Linked DNA regions of Homo sapiens: region 2 is linked to region 1. The links are chromatin loops, found by intact Hi-C in ENCODE. Cell type or tissue: heart left ventricle. All regions are shown on one strand.

Evidence for each region. Hi-C counts contacts between places; a loop is a spot of excess contacts. Peaks named below come from ENCODE experiments on the same cell type or tissue, not always from the same donor. Only the 100,000 strongest peaks of a DNase experiment are listed, where the experiment ranks them.
Region 2: it touches region 1 in a loop (2.3-fold over the local background); 4 of 110 quality-filtered maps call a loop at or near these places.

Annotation. Positions count from the first base shown.
Region 1 is chr18:6,871,918-6,876,917 of GRCh38, reverse strand. It overlaps ARHGAP28 (Rho GTPase activating protein 28), which reads right to left. Exons shown (of 18, transcript NM_001366230.1): 8 at 3,344-3,509; 9 at 3,143-3,234; 10 at 710-787. Among named protein-coding and RNA genes, the nearest start is that of LINC00668, 55 kb to the left of the region's middle. In heart left ventricle, a CTCF peak has its summit at 2,381 (motif pointing right); no DNase peak of the experiment used is centred here.
Region 2 is chr18:6,681,155-6,686,154 of GRCh38, reverse strand. No RefSeq gene overlaps it. Among named protein-coding and RNA genes, the nearest start is that of ARHGAP28, 46 kb to the left of the region's middle. In heart left ventricle, no CTCF peak of the experiment used is centred here; a DNase peak (open chromatin) is centred at 2,814.

The DNA.
Region 1 (5,000 bases):
GCTGGATTTTTATGAGAAAAGCTTTTCTTTTCTAACAGTTCTTTGCTTTATTGTACTGTAGAGTTTGCCACCTCATGGAAGTAAGAAAGCAAAAGAATAAGATTCACACTGAACAGCTGGTTTTAGATGTGGATGTTAACATTACTGTAAGTGGAACTGGGTTTTGGAACTGCTGAGTGAGTATTCTAGTGGTTATAGCCATTGCTACAAATTCCTGTAAGAGCTTTCACTAAAGGGAGAGCCAAAGAATGTTTAAACCAACGAATGATGGAAATAAAGACTCATATAACATTGGCTTAGTGAATTCCACGGCTGAGAGGAGCACAACAAACTAAGGTGTTTAACCTCCAAAACAGCAGTGAGACGTTTCAACTTTTACAAACTAAAGGCAAGCAGCAGTTTTTGATGGTGAATTGATGTGCTATTTCATTTTTTCCAAACTAAAGGCAAGCAGCAGTTTTTGATGGTGAATTGATGTGCTATTTCATTGTTGTTTTTGGTTTTTTAATGTTTCCGTTTTGATTTTTAAAATTCTGGATCATGAAAAAACTCTGGAACAAACATTTTACCACAGGTACCAAGGAATACTAGGAAGGACCAAGTGATAATATCTAATAAACAACAACAAATATCTGGATCCCCGATGCTTGTGTGAACTGGGTCTAGCTAGCTTAGAACTCTACCTAGGAAGAGACAAAATGTTCGGTACCTTGACTTTAGCAGTACATCCTGAAAGTCGAAAAATTCCTTCAGATTCCAGACCTGATTCCTCAACTTTCTCAAAAAACTAGAAAGCAATGATATATTACCAGAATAAGTACCTCTATATGATCATAAACATATGAAACAGTAACAATGATGACATGAATCAATAAGTTACCAAGCATATATATATTTGCCTGGCACTTGAATGCTGTGTTAAATGTTCATAACCATCCTATGACGTCAACGTTATCCTCCGACATGCAAATGAGAAAGTAGAGATTTATAGCAGTTATACAACTTTCCCAAGATCAACCTCGTAAGTAACGGCACTGACTCAAGTTCGTGCTCTTAACCACTCTAAAATTATACATGCCTCTTAACCATTTTTAAGATCTGATTACTATAACTCTTTCTGCAGACTGATCAGTAACAAGAGATTCTAAATCTACTGTCATTGGTTGCAATCACTCTGACTAAGAAACTATAGGAATTCTAGATGTCTGATCAAGGAGTTTAGACGGGGTAAAGATTAATAGCTTTCGTGAGTTCTCAGGATGGTGATAGGTGTTAAAAAAGTAATAAACACTACCATTTATTGTGCATTGATTATGTGTAAGTTCCTATTCTCAGTCCTTTACCTGCATTAACTCATCTAATCCTCACAATAACCCTATTCTACTGCTAAGGAGACTAAGGAGAACAGTTCGATTCACTGTAATAAAGCACCTCACAGTGCTTCTCTGGAAAGGATAATAACTTGGCCAAGTTCACCCAGTAAGAAGGGGATCCAGCTTCTCTGCTATTTTCCTTTCAAGAAATGATGGTGGATGGTACCTGGAACTAAGGTAATTCTTCTAGGTATGGAGGCAAACAGACATTTAGGAAGAAGAAACATGTCTGTAAGAAAAGCCTCTCTTGTAGGAGTGGGAGAGTACTATCTTGAGGTGTCGTAGCGAGGAACACTTAACATCCAGTAGTAATAACAGCTAACATGTTGCCAATATGATATAAATCCATATTTAGTTTAACTAGCATTTATTGAGTACTTTCTATTTGCTAAGTTCTACGCTAGATTTTTGTACCTACACAGTACTATAAACTCATGTGCTGAATCGTCTTTGATTTTGATATTTTAAACTCTGTCCTTTACATACAGGACAAAGACAATGCTGGTTTCAACTCAATGAAGGAAAGAAAATCTCAGCGTCACCATGGACTCTGGATTTTGCTACTGCTCCTTTTCCCACTCCACCTCTTGCTGACTGTGTGTCTTGGCTAAGTTTTCTCACTCTTCTATCCCTCAGTTGCCTCATCAGTAAAAGGGCAGTGGTAACACCAGCCTCTTTGGGCTGCTCTGTGCTGACTAGACGTGGTATTACATAAACAGCACTGGCACAGCCCTGCCTAGGGAAGTCACCCACAGAGGGCCCGTGTGTACAAAGGTGTTGCTTGTATCCTCTGGCCATCTCGGTGCCATCTTCCTGGCTCCTATCTCCAGCCAATCAGTCACCTGACTTGAGAAGTATCTCAATTTGAGGCACTGGTAGCAAAATATAGGAAGCTAAACAAGTGATGTATGATTATCAGTGTCAGGTAAGTATATGTTTCCTTAGACAATATTTTAAAATATCATTTAAAAACTCAATTTAAAATTCCACAAAATTTGTGTTAAGGACTAGGAATTTTAATTGTGCCACTGGATGTCACTGTTGAATAAATGCACACTTAGGTAAAAACCAGTATAAATTGCTGGCTATAAAACAACATGACTTAAAAGCAAATCAGGTATTCAGCAACAATAGTCACAGAGATATTAGCATTTTATAGTTCAGATAATATCATTTTCGAAACCTCCTTCCACCAAAATTATTCTTTTTGTCTAAATGTATCCTATCTGCCCAGACACACCGGAAAATGACTGGAACATGCTGGTTTTTAGATTTTATTAAACTTGGTTTGGAAAATTGATAAAATGATTACACATATACACATTTTTAAAACCCAGCCTATGCTATATCTCAGCAAATATTTGTATGATTTATATATGCATTGGTAATAATTAATGGTCATCTTTATCTAGATAGAATAATCAAATGCACACACAAACACATTCATATGCGCAAATAACATTTGAAAAAATATTGGAAAAAAATGCAACTGTTCGTGCCCTGGGTCAGACCATCTGTGTCTGTCACCTGATGTGTTATAGGCAAACAAAATGTAACAGGCTCCAAAAGAATGCAGCAAGGCCAACTGGCCCAGGCGCCATGGGCCGTTATGCGGTGCATGGAATAAAGCTGAAAATCACCAGGGGCCTGAGTCCTAATAGGGCGATAGTGTCTTTAAATATAAAAGAAAATTCATTTGTGGGTTTACAAAGTGCCAAATCATAAGCATGAGGCTCTGTGAATTCCCCTTTCATTTGCCTGCTACTCACTTTTTGTAATACCAGGGGAACTTTCACTCCAGGGTCTTTCTTTCGGTCACCGTCCAGGAGGACTGTAAGTGGAACTCCAAAAATCCCATTGTCTTCATTGTGAGACAGTAAAGGGGGAAAAAAAAAAAGAATTAGAAAAGCATTATCTTATTCCACTGTGTCAAAGTGTTAAAGCCAGAAGCAATCAGTCTTCTTAGTTACCTCGTCCTTTTACTTTCTCTGTTTTGTTCCTTTTCAGTTGAATTCCAAAGGCATCAAAAAAGGCAGTCAATTCAATCAGAGAGAGATGGCGGATTTTCTTCATGTCTTCAGCAGACAGATCTCCTGCTTCAGTTAAGCCAAATCTGGTTTTCTGAACATTAAATTTCTAAAACACACAGTGAAGGTATTTATTTTTTATGGCAAAGGAAAATTATTATGCGTTCACTCAAATGCCACCTGGACACTCTAAATCTATGCAGTAGAACGTGTTCTTTGGAAAACATCTCTAAGGAGCATGCTGCATCCTAGAAATATGAATATGTGGTTTAGAACAATGTGCAGATCACTGCTATGCTAATTAGAAGCAAAACAGCAGTCTAAAGTATATGATAACATTGCCATTGCAACTGTGGAAACTGCCTTCTTTATAAGGAACACCCAATATTGTCAAACAACATACATGTCAGGCACCACATGGAATGCACACACCATGGCCCTTAATTGGAATAAATGTGACACACACATAACAGGAAACACACCTAGGTATATCCCAGGAGAGCTCTAAACATATGTTTTTTTTTTCCTTCTTGGGCAGTCAATCTTTAAATCAAGGTTTATCTATCCCATACTGCACACTTTAAGAGACTTTTAGTAATCTCCCAGTTTAAACTGATTATATATGCTTGCTGAGACAACAGTTATTCTACCATAAAAATTAAATTTAAATGATTCCAAATTCTTAAAAAAGCAAATACAGAGAAAGTGCAAACAATCCTACTATGATTTTGAAGACAACGATACTGACATATTCTCTATTTTCACACAAGAAACAAAAGACACTAAAACAACAACAGCAGCAAATCCTTCAACAATCCAGAAATATTGTGAAGAATTTCAGCAGCAAGACCTTTTAGAAGCAAAAGATTATTCTTATATAATATCCACAGGTTCACTTTGCCCTCAGAAAGAGTGGTATTGAAAAAAAATGCTGAAGTAAAACAAAAAAAACCCCATAGATTAAATTATAAACACTTAAATTTAAATTATAAAGCTTTAAGTTCACATTTTCCATAGGAGTTTCCTAAACTGGAGCTTCCTTGGGGTAGTCAAAGTATCTGCCCATTCATTCATTCTTTTATTCATTCAATAATTGCTCCTTGGAACCTCAAGAATTTAAAAATGAAACAAAATATAGGATGTGGCTTGGGGCATGCCTTGTGCTATTAAATGCTTAGCTAGTTTACCTTCTTTCTGAGGCTAAGTCCTCATATAATAGTAACACATAACAACAATATAAACAAAAACTGCAATCGCTTATTGACCAACTACTATGTGCTAAATCCTATGCAAAGTTCTTCATGGGAAGAGCCAAACCTCAGAAGGAGCTGGCTTCGATGAGGAGATGCAGGGGCCAGCATCCTCTCTTGCATGCCTCTCTTTAAGATAAGGAGGGGCTCCCCCTGAAACCAGAGTCCTGCAGGCTTCTCTCTTTTCCCTCGACCACCACATGTTGCCCTCTAACCTGCAGACTGCTTAGGGACCAGGAAGGGTTTTGAAGTTGGACACACTTAGTTTCAAATCCTATTTCTGCTTCCCACTAGCTGCAGACTTTGGACATGTTACTTAGCCTCTCTGGGCCTCAGTTTCCTCAGCTGTA
Region 2 (5,000 bases), 190 kb after region 1:
TAGAAAGGAGAGTGATGTATTTGTATTTCTGATTTAAAAAAATTTGTTGGAGACAGATTGGAGGGGGAACATGGTGTATGTGGATATAAGGAGAATAGTTAGGAAGGATGCTGGTGGTAGTCCAGTCACAAGATGATGGTAAAGTTGGACTGAGGTAATGAAAAAAGCTAAAGTAGTAGAGATACAATTTGAAATTAAAATCAACAGAACTAGATTGCAGACTAGAGTATAAGAGGTCAAGATGAGTTGGTCTCAAGAATGACTTCCAGAATTATAGTCTGAGCAACTTAGAAGACTATGATGCAAATTTCTAACTTGGGAAAAATGAAGAAGAAACACATTTGAGTATATACACTAAGGAGAAAGATAGTTCAGTTTTGGCTTTGTTAAATTTGAGTTGTCTCCAGGATATAAAAGTAGAGACATCATGTAGGCAGTTAAAATTTCAGCCCAGAACTCAATTTAGAAGCAATGGTGGTAGATAATGTGTTTTGAGGATAAAAACACTGAAAGCCATGGGATTGGATGAAATCATCTAGGGAGACAGCATACAGAAGAGGGCTCAGGACACTGCAAGTTCTCCTGCACTGAGAAGTCATCAATCTTCCCCATTGCAACCCAGAAAGCAGACCATCATCCAGCAGGAAAGACGGCTATTTGTAATACTTTGAGACCTTGCATAGCCCATTCAAACTACCATGGATGGAAGTTCCTCCTTCCTACTCTCCTCTGGACATTTAGGCAGAGGTGAAGCCAGTAAAGAAGACTGAAAAAGAACAATCAAGGAGGTTGAGGGAAATCAGGAGAATTTCACTTCATTGAATTTATAATGCCCCCAAAAATGAATAGATAAAGAAACAGTGACTTTTGTGGGATAAATTACTCCTTCCTTATCAGAACATTATGAAGCCAAAGACTGAATACTAGCCTCTCATCCTAAATTCTTACACCAGGAGAAGACTTAGGGAGCATTTATATCATGGAAACATAATTCTTGATGAAACTGCTTCAAGTTTTCCTACAAAAATATTATCAAAAGAATGATTCATCAAAAAACCTTCACCTCCAGTGTATGCTACAAGGCAGGAGCCAAATTCAAGCACCTTGACTTGCTTTGTTGTGGTGGTTGGCTCACTCCTCTGAACTTCCTAATCCAGAGGTTCTCAAAGTGGGGACCCTGTCAGGCAGTCTACCAAGCCAAAACTATTTACATAATAATGGCAAGGTGTCATTATCTTTTTCAGTCTCATTCACTCTGGGGTGGATGGTGAAGTTTTCTAGAGTCTATATGGCTGATCACAACAGACTGAATGTTGAGATAAGAGAATATATTAAAGAAATTTGCAAAAATGTAATATAATGTTACTCTTCTGTTCTGGAAAACAAAGTTATTTTTCAAAAGAATGTTCACATGTAAGGGGTTCATTACTGTTTTAAATAAGGCCGGGAGCAGTGGCTCACACCTGTTTGGGAGGCTGAGGCTGGTGGATCACCTGAGGTCAGGAGTACAAGACTAGCCTGAGCAACATGGTGAAACCCCATCTGTACTAAAAATACAAAAAATTAGCCAGGCGTGGTGGTGGATGCCTGTAATCCCAGCTACTCGGGAGGCTGAGGCAGGAGAATTGCTTGAACCTGGGAGGCAGAGGTTGCAGCGAGCCGAGATCGCGTCATTGCACTCCGGCCTGGGCAACAAGAGCAAAACTCCATCTCAAATAAATAAATAAATAAATAAATAAAAATAAACAAATAAATAAATTGATAGTTTCAGATTTCTCCCTTTTAATTTGTAATACAGTAAATACTGATATATAAAACCCATATGAACAGAAGTTCTTTGGGGTCCTCAGTCATTTTTAAGGATATAAAGAAGTCAGGAAACCAAAGTTTGCAGTGGACTGTCCTAAATGGTCACCACAAGGGTTTTGAAAACTGGGACAATGAACAGCAGATTCGATTCTCCTTTCCTAATATCTAGCTATTCCACCGTATGGATAGGAAGCTCCCTTTGTACTAAAACGTTGGGATTTTCTCCCCAATCTCCAAACGGAGACAGCTGTACCTCTGCACTGACGCTGATCTTGCTTGAAAACCTCAGTTGACTCATGCCTGGTCTGCATCTCAGATCCTCAGCCTCACTTATATCCAAGGTCTCCAGCCTCCGCCCAGCCTACATCTCTGGACACGATTCCCAGTCGTTTTTATGAGAGGGACCTGGAACTCTGTTAACTCTCTTGGAAGGAATGGTACAAATGGGGGAGAAAACGCAGTGGATGTCTGGTGGCAGGGGTAAGGAGGCCCTGAGCTTCAAATCCAGTGCCCAGGAGTGACCGCCAGCCTGGGGCTTACCTCCGCTGGCCCAGGGCTCATCAGGACACTCCCACAGCCGGATCCAGGTCCATCACCGCTTGATCATACTCATTCGGGTATCAGGGCTCAGGAGTCACCCAAGCAGGGCTGTTTTTGTCAATGGCCATCTGTGCAACTACAAGAACGACTTGTCCATACTGCAGTTGGCCCCGTGGCCGTCCTCAAGGTCGGCTTTCTTGAAATCTTGAAGGAATATTCGGGCCCACTGGGTTTGGCAGTTTCGTGGTTCTCTCAGACTGTTCCCTCTCCTCATCTGACTGGACAGGAAAATACGTGGAAAGGTACACTGAAAGCCACACAGTCTGTGTCAACGTGGTGAGGTAGGGACTGACAGCCAGGCACAAGGCTTTGAGTTCTAGCCAAGCCGATTCGGTGGTCAATGGCGGCCTCTGCCTCTGCGCACCAGAGGCAGCGCGGCCCCACCTTCCACTGCCTGCCCAGGGTGGCTGCAAGTGCGGCTGCGCAGAAGCCAGGGGCGGGGCATCCTCAGGCAGGGGCGGGGCACCCTCTCCTGGGAGTGGATTCCAGAAGTCAGGTTCTGTTTAGTGCTGATAAGATTGGATTGATAACAACCGGGAGTATATTTTTGTTTTGTTTCTGCTTTTAGGGGGAGAAAATGTGTTTTAAGATTAGAAGCAAATACTCTAAGGAGCAGAGCATGTTTATACAAGCGTGTATAAACAATAGTTTGAAAGAGAATTGAGCCCGACTTCCCACCTATGGGGCCGGGATTGGGATGAGGGAGACGCATGAGCCGCTGCTGAGTTGGACAAGAACCACGTACGGAGGAGCGGAATGTCAACACTGTACTGAGTTCAGCTGCTGCCAGCCAAGCCCTGGGAATAGCTTGGGGGCAGCCGGTGCCCACTGGTTGTCAGCATCTCAGACATAGCAGTCTGTGGCCCCGCAGGAAAGATTCCTGTCTGCACTTAGGGACTTTTCTCAGCGTGGATGAGACAGCACTCTTTTCACGGCTCCCGGACACTCCAGTCACAGTGGTGATGTGAAACAGAATGCCCCTACACACTGCACATGGGAGGGAATTAAAGGGCCCAGCTCAAGATTTATACATCATTTCTATCCCAAGCCCAAGCTAGAACACTTGGCAAATCTCCCTCCATTACAGGGAAAGGGGCCTGAGCCCAGCGGATCCATCCCACGAGGATCTGATGACAGGCCAAAGAAAGAGCTGTAAATTCAAAGGAGCTAATCAGGGTAGAGTTGACCAGTAGGTTCTGGGAACTTGAGTTGAAAAGGCAGTGGAAACCTTTAATAACTCTCAGAGCAAAAAGTGCTGTGTCACAAATTCCAGACAACTCTGATAGCCTTTCTACCTCCACCCTTGACATTTTCTAATATTATCTATACATCTCTGTACCATCTAATTTAAAAAGAAGCCTTTCTTACAACTTGGCTTTCAAATGTTCAGTCTAGATTGCCTGTTAAGATTTTTTTATATAACTTTTGATGGCAAAGAAGGGTACTTTCAGCAAACCATACTAAGTTCAGAACGATTAGGAAATAACAAATTATAGTTCTGATCCTTCTATTGTTAAGTCTGATGATTTTGTGTAAACAGGGCTATTTGACAGGTGTGTATACAAGTGCCTCTTGAAGTATGATGGAGTTACTTCCAGATAAACTCATCATAAATGGAAAATATCATAAGTTGAAAAGAGCAGACATTGCTGCATCCTAAGTAGTGGAGTGTGCTGAATGTGTATTGCCTTTGCACCATTGTAAAGTTGAAAAATTGTAAGTCAACTCATCGTTAAGTCGGGGATGGTCTGTATATTTAAATATGTGCAATTACTCCCCAGAGTGACATTTACATTTGTTGAAATTCACCTTTTCATGTACCCATGGCCACTTGTAGTGCTAATCAGTGCTAAGTATCTCACATTAAACAAAATAATAACCATATCAAACAATAACCTTCACATCAAAAAAGCAAATCCTAGTTAGAAATTCCAGGGTCAGCTATTCAAAAGCATATGCTTGTGTTTAATATCAAGGCACAGTACAATGCACCTAGCTTTAATGCACAGGAAATGTGAAGGGAATAGCAGGAGAATCTCTAAAGTGCATTCCAGAATCTCATAAAAAGCACTTGGCAACTTTTCAGTAAGTTTGGAGACTCTCAAAAGTTTACCAGTTCTCCATGCCCACCAAGAATTGAGTGATGTCAGACTATGTGTTATGTTCAGTCCTGTTCAACTTTTTCTGTGCAGTTGTATATGAGAATGCAGTAAGGAATTTAGAAAGCTATGTCACAATACATATTTTGACATCTGGGGGACTCTTTTACCTCATCATATTACAAACATTTCAGACACCATTGACAATGACACAGAAATTGTCGAATGTAGACAGATGACTGTGTTCTTAAAGCACAGAAGCTGAAAGAGCAGGCAATTTATCATACACTGCAGAGTCAGCACAGCATCTGGGACTGATGGTGAGCTTTGAAAAGTTTGAGATCAAATACCAGTTTACACAAGAGAAATACTGTACCAAGTCCATGAGGTTTCTTAAAAAATGAGAATTGTCATTGGGTTCTGCCTCTTAGGTTAAACATCATCAAGTAATGATTGATGCAGAAGAAGAAAACTGAATTGAGAGGGAGTGAG